2 separate regions of the Mus musculus genome follow, and region 2 is linked to region 1. A link is a loop called in an ENCODE intact Hi-C map of the cell type or tissue named here. Cell type or tissue: left cerebral cortex. All regions are shown on one strand. Each heading gives the region's core, and the rest is flanking DNA. Links, peaks and the distances in the headings are about the cores only.

The links. A loop is a pair of places that touch in the nucleus more often than their neighbours do. Peaks named below come from ENCODE experiments on the same cell type or tissue, not always from the same donor. Only the 100,000 strongest peaks of a DNase experiment are listed, where the experiment ranks them.
Region 2: it touches region 1 in a loop (3-fold over the local background); 3 of 42 quality-filtered maps call a loop at or near these places.

The regions. Positions count from the first base shown.
Region 1 is chr3:146,746,277-146,749,187 of GRCm38, reverse strand. It overlaps Prkacb (protein kinase, cAMP dependent, catalytic, beta), which reads left to right. Exons shown (of 10, transcript NM_011100.4): 6 at 1,141-1,267; 7 at 2,493-2,588. Among named protein-coding and RNA genes, the nearest start is that of Gm36521, 63 kb to the right of the region's middle. In left cerebral cortex, for the core only: no CTCF peak of the experiment used is centred there; no DNase peak of the experiment used is centred there.
Region 2 is chr3:146,513,436-146,516,346 of GRCm38, reverse strand. The region is part of intron 3 of Rpf1 (ribosome production factor 1 homolog); the gene reads left to right. Among named protein-coding and RNA genes, the nearest start is that of Rpf1, 6.5 kb to the left of the region's middle. In left cerebral cortex, for the core only: a CTCF peak has its summit at 1,395; no DNase peak of the experiment used is centred there.

The sequences.
Region 1 (2,911 bases), core at 226-2,725:
TTCAACATTTTGATTACTGGATTGGTACATTCTCTGTATTTCTTCACACAAGCATTAGGTTGAATAAACAAATAAAGGCGACACCAAGCAGACCTCATAGTTACAGATGAGGAGAGAAGATATAATGGGGTCTTCCAGATCAAATTCTCAGGGCTTCATGCCCCAAACCAGGGAGGAGTCCCCCAATATCTACTCCAGAGCCCCCCTCATTCTTTATTTTCTTGTTGGGACCTGGCTGAAACTGGAGAGGCAATGTAAAATACCTCTGCTTGTTCCAAAAATTAGCCAGTTTTTCTTGGGCACCTGAAGTGAGTGTGGCAAGGAAGGACCTGTGGGCTATGCTGATGGGCACAAAGAGCAGCAGGTGTCCACGTCCTCTTAGGTATCTCTGATTCTGCTGCCATCCCTTGAAATTCTATCAGTAATTGAGGTTGTTTATTAAAGACACAAGTCTGAAAATCATAAAAAATTATCAGACAGATTAGCAAACACTCAATGAATGTTTTTGAAAATTAACTACAAATTCCAATTAGAAATTTGGTATACCATTTTCAAATAATTCTAAGGTTATAGCATGAAAATTGCACTAATGTCAGAGTTTCTAGATATATGACTTAGGTACAGATTGTGTCTATGTGACTATAAACGTGCCCGGTTGGAGATTAGGAAACTTGAGTGACAAGATTGCCTGTATAGTTCTAGATGGGATTGTGTGTGTTCTTACCAGGATTTTATATGATGCCGAGTGTGTGCCAGTCAGTGAATAGGGGACAGTGTTGATCTTCAGATGAATGCAGCTAAGCAGTTCTGTATAATGAAACTCCTTAAACCCCTGAGCTGTGGTAGGAAAGTGAGTGGAGCCTGGGACCTGGGAACTGCGGTGGGGGCTCTTCTAGACCATCCTCTCAAGGGCAGCTGTATTTACAATGGCATCACCAGCTCCCAGTTTGGGCAATGATAACTTGCAATAAGATGTGTTATTTGAAGGCAATAGATGTTTGGAAAATGACAAATTTTTCACCAATATTTGAATAAGGAAACCCTCTCCCCAAATGCATCCACTCCGTTTGCATTTAGTGTATAATCCACGAGCGAGCATTCTTCACCCGTTTCTACAGGAAACTGCTTTCTCTTTTCCAGTGAGCCCCACGCCCGTTTCTATGCAGCCCAGATTGTGCTAACATTTGAGTACCTTCATTCCCTCGACCTCATCTACAGAGATCTCAAGCCGGAAAACCTCTTAATTGACCACCAGGGTTACATCCAGGTAGGATTGGATCCCATGGCATGGATGCATTTGGCAGACACTGAAATAGCTTCACACATCTTGCCTCAACTGTCAGTGTTTGATGGGTGGGTTGGTTGGTTGGCTGGTTGGTCGTTTGGTTTGGTTTGAAGGAGAAAGTTGGTTCTATCTAAAAGGCTTGAAGTGAGCTGACAGCTCTGCCTTTACAGGTGTGTACATCACTCATGAAGGAGGGGAGGGGCCTGTTTGTATCCCCTAGAATCAGTGGCTGTGAGCTAAGCTTAGGCTCCTGCCAAAAGAAACAGTGTGGCTAACTGTGTGAGTAGTCGTGGGTGCCGGAAATCCTGTCTGTGTAGCTCTAGTCTCTCAGTCTGAAAACCCCAATCAAAACTGGTCCAGTCGGAAATCCGTTTGTATATTGACGTCTCACCCTAAGTGGAGAATTGCTCAGGTGACTTCATGGGACAGTGTGATCAGAGTCAGGCGCCCTGATGAGAGTGTTTGCAGTTCCTCCAGGCTGTGACCGTGCATCGTCTACAGAACATGAATTCTGTGGCTGCCTCCTCACCAGGATCTCGATGCTCATTTGGAATTATTAAAAAAAAAAAAACTGGAAAAATCCAAACTTTGAAGCACTCTTGGTACCTAATACTTTGGATAAGCAATAGTCAATCTGTGTTGCCTCTTTTAATACTAATATTAACCATGTGAATTATAAATACTCCTAATCTCAAAGTTAATGTGTCTCAGTCATGGCCAGGTACATAGTCAGGAATGGAAGAATTAGAATTTTAACCCAGAAAGTCTAGCAATGTTTACCACTCAAATTCGTGACTGGCTGGGACCTAACTGCAGACACAGCAGTTAATGGGTATCTTTTCTCTAGTTCCTTTAATAGCTTGAGGCCACGGCTTTCTAGGGCTTACCTGTCAGAAGTGTGTCCGCAGAGGATGACCCATGTCACGGGCAGAGCCAGGCAGGACTTTGGGGTGTCTCACCAGCACTTACTGTGTACTGGGCCTCTACCTTTGCTCCTCCTGTTCACTTGTGAGGTGCATAGGTCTGTGTCCTGCCACACGAGAGTTGTTTTTGTTTTGAGAAGAGATGGGGTTTCATGAATTACTGTTAATCGTGTGGACTTTTTTTTCATGTATATTATTTTAATCCTGAATTCTTAACTTTGGATTTGAGTACAGGACCTCTGTACTCTGTGAGTGAGTTTTCACATTCCTGTTTCCCTTCATAGGTCACAGATTTCGGGTTCGCCAAAAGAGTCAAGGGCAGGACATGGACATTGTGTGGCACCCCAGAGTACCTGGCCCCGGAGATCATCCTCAGCAAGGTACTGGGTATGACTGGCACACACAGGCAGAAGCTTGAAGTCCTTTAAGTTATAAGGGGGAGTGGGTGGGTAGGGGATTGGGGGGGTGGGTATGGGGGACCTTTGGGATAGCATTGAAAATGTAAACGAGGAAAATACCTAATTAAAAAAAAAAGTTATAAATCCAAACCTGCTGGGGCAGTCTGCCTAGCGCTGGTCACACATCTCTAAGTTGTGTTAGTTTTGACTCTGAGTCCTGATGAAGCAGAGTAATGACTCAACCCTCAGTGCAGCCCAGGCAGTCCTGGTTCTTCCAGCCAGGAAGGGTCCCAGTGCAGAGGGCT
Region 2 (2,911 bases), core at 259-2,758, 230 kb after region 1:
ATGTTCATAAGTCCATAATTTAATATGTTTACATACCATTCCTGATGATTACACTGTAGTAATTAACATTTACATCTCAAATATCCTTGTGTGTGTGAGAACCTTCAGTCTTCTCTACTTACTTTTAACATAGGATAACTAACTAGTTTAACATAGGATAACTAACTAGGTTCCAGTGATCTTACCCTGCTCTGTTATGTAATAGAAAATTAGCTTTTCCTGTCGTTAGCACTCACCCAGCCCCTGGCAGACCCCATCACCCACCACATCTTATATCATTAGTTTTCTCCAATGCCCAGTTCCTGTGCTTATCTCTGGCTTTTTCTGGCTCTCACCAGGTCTGAACTTTCTAAGGAATCATAGACTTCACTTCTGTGCTAACGCGTGTGCAAAGCTCTGGTTTCCCATCTGCTGCCTTACATGGCCCGTGCATTTGACAGCTTGTTGGGTTTTTTTGGTTGTTTTGTTTTTTGTTTGTTTGTTTTCTATTTTTTACTTTAGTCAAGAATTTTGGATGTTTTTTGTTTTGAGTCTTGTTGCTGCTGTTTGGTGTGTGTGTGTGTGTGTGTGTGTGTGTGTGTGTGTGTGTGTGTATGTGTGTGTGTGTGTGTGTGTGTGTGTGTATGGGGGTGGTGTATGGAGGAGGAGCTGGAACTGGAACCCAGACCCCTGCAAGTGCTAGGCAGAGTCACTCCAGCCCAAGGGTTCTCTAACTTCCCTTTCTAATTGACCTCAGCTCATTGATTTTTATGTATGCTAACTTGAAAATATTATAGATTTATTTGTGTTAATTTTATTGTGCCTGTTTGCTTACTTTGAGTTTAGTCCTTTTCAGTTAAAGAGAGATTTTTGGGCTGGGCGTGGTGGCATACACCTTTAATCCCAGCACTTGGGAGGCAGAGGCAGGCGGATTTCTGAGTTCGAGGCCAGCCTGGTCTACAGAGTGAGTTCCAGGACAGCCAGGGCTACACAGAGAAACCCTGTCTCGAAAACCAAAAAAAAGGAGAGATTTTTAAGTCCTGGCATGTAGTCTGCTCTGAGGAATGGGCAGTGTTGCCTTTGAAAACCTGTGCTTCCTATTTTGGAAGGGCTTGTTGTGATCTCATAGGCTGCTCCCATCTTACATATTCTTTCTGCATGTGTGTTTCATTGTTCCCGAAGAAAGAACATGCATGCTATACCTCTCCGCTGTCTGCCTCTTCCAGTGCGTTGAGTTTTTACCTCCTAGTGTTTATTCTTTTGTTAGCTGCATGCATTCACAGTTATATTGTTCTGTGTGATTACTTGTGTGTAATGATAATTACATTTTCTTGATGTACTCATCCTTGAGCAGCGCCTCTTGTGTGTGTCTGTGTTATATGCAGGGACCACTTCAGCTCTCTAGGGACTCTCAGCAGTAGGCTTCTCCATGCTTTGCTGTGAGGTTATTCACAGACTTGAATTTAATATGTATCACTTATCCAGAGCATACGGTTAGATCTTGCTTCTTTGGTCAGCCTAAAAATTAGTATTGAGTGTCAGTCACAGCTAGACTTACACATCCGTCTGCCTTTTACCCACTCTGTATTTTTCTCTGCTCTTCCTTGGCTATTTTCTTTCATGTTAATTTTTTACTATGCTGTTTTAATTCCTCTTGATTTTTAGACTATGGTATTCTCATAGTAGTTGCCCCTAGAATTATATCATGCACTGGGCTGGGCGCTGAATCCTCAGCCTGGAGGGAAACAAGCAAAAGGCCACGTGTCTTTAATCACTAGAGACTCTGTGGCAGAGTCGCAGAATTCTGTTAAGCGTGCAGAGGCGGTGCTGGTGGAGGTTGGTTTCCTCAGTCTCTGTATGTGCTGTCGGTCGTAGACCACATGTTGTCTGAGCATGGCCTAGTGTTGAAGCTTCTCAAAGGCACTAGAGTGTTTATCCATCTTTTGTGTGCGTCCAGGCTTTCCATTGCAGCACCTGCTTCCCAGGCCTCTAAGTCTGCTGCACCATCTAATGTTGTTTTCCTTCAGTTTGCAGGATTCCCTTTTTGTTTCATAGCAGATTTAATAGCTGCGAAGTATCTCACGGTTTACTGAAAATATATATATTTTGCTCTTAACTGTTCAGAATATAAGGCTTTTTCTTCCTGTACTTTGAACATATTCTGCAGCATATTAATCATCATTATTCCTATCTGTCTCATCGCAAGGTGTTCTATGATTTTAACAGCTTGACACTACTGCGTTTATTTTTGTTGTTTTAAATCCCACGTGGGGTTTGCTGAGCTCCTTAGATTAGTGTCAGTGTTTTCATCAGTTTTGTCTTTTTAGCCGTGATTTCTTCACATCCCTTTCTGCCCTTCTCCCCGTCCATCAGCATCCCCATCCACACTGTCAGTCGACAGGTTTGACATTGTGCTGCAGGTTCCCCGTCTTTGCATTTCTAGGATGCTTTCTTGGTTCTCCACACTGGGCCATGTTGCTATCTAGTTGGAATTGTTTTTCAGTTCATGTGTCAGCCACACTGCCAACTATTTCCCCTGACTGTGTATCATACTCCTTTTCTATCAAGTTTTGGCCGAACGTTAAGACATTTTAGTCAATACCGTGTTGTAGTTCTAGATTGTAAATTATTTAATTAGTTTATTTTGGATTTGTTTAATTGACAGGATCTCCCTCTGTAATGCAGGCTGCCCTAGACAGTGTAGCCCAGCCTGGCTTCAAGCTCAAGGCAGTCCTCCTGCCTCAGCCTCCCTGGGGCTGAGCTCGTGTGCTCGGCTCTAGTTCACTGTTTAAGGACTGTTCGTGTCTGCAGCTTACCTGCACTTCAGAGTGGGAGGTCACTCTGTTTTGGACAGTGTCCCCTCAGTCTCCTTTTGTCTTTCATCTGCATTGCTGCTGACTGTCTGTTTTTATCACATGCTTTTTATCAGTCA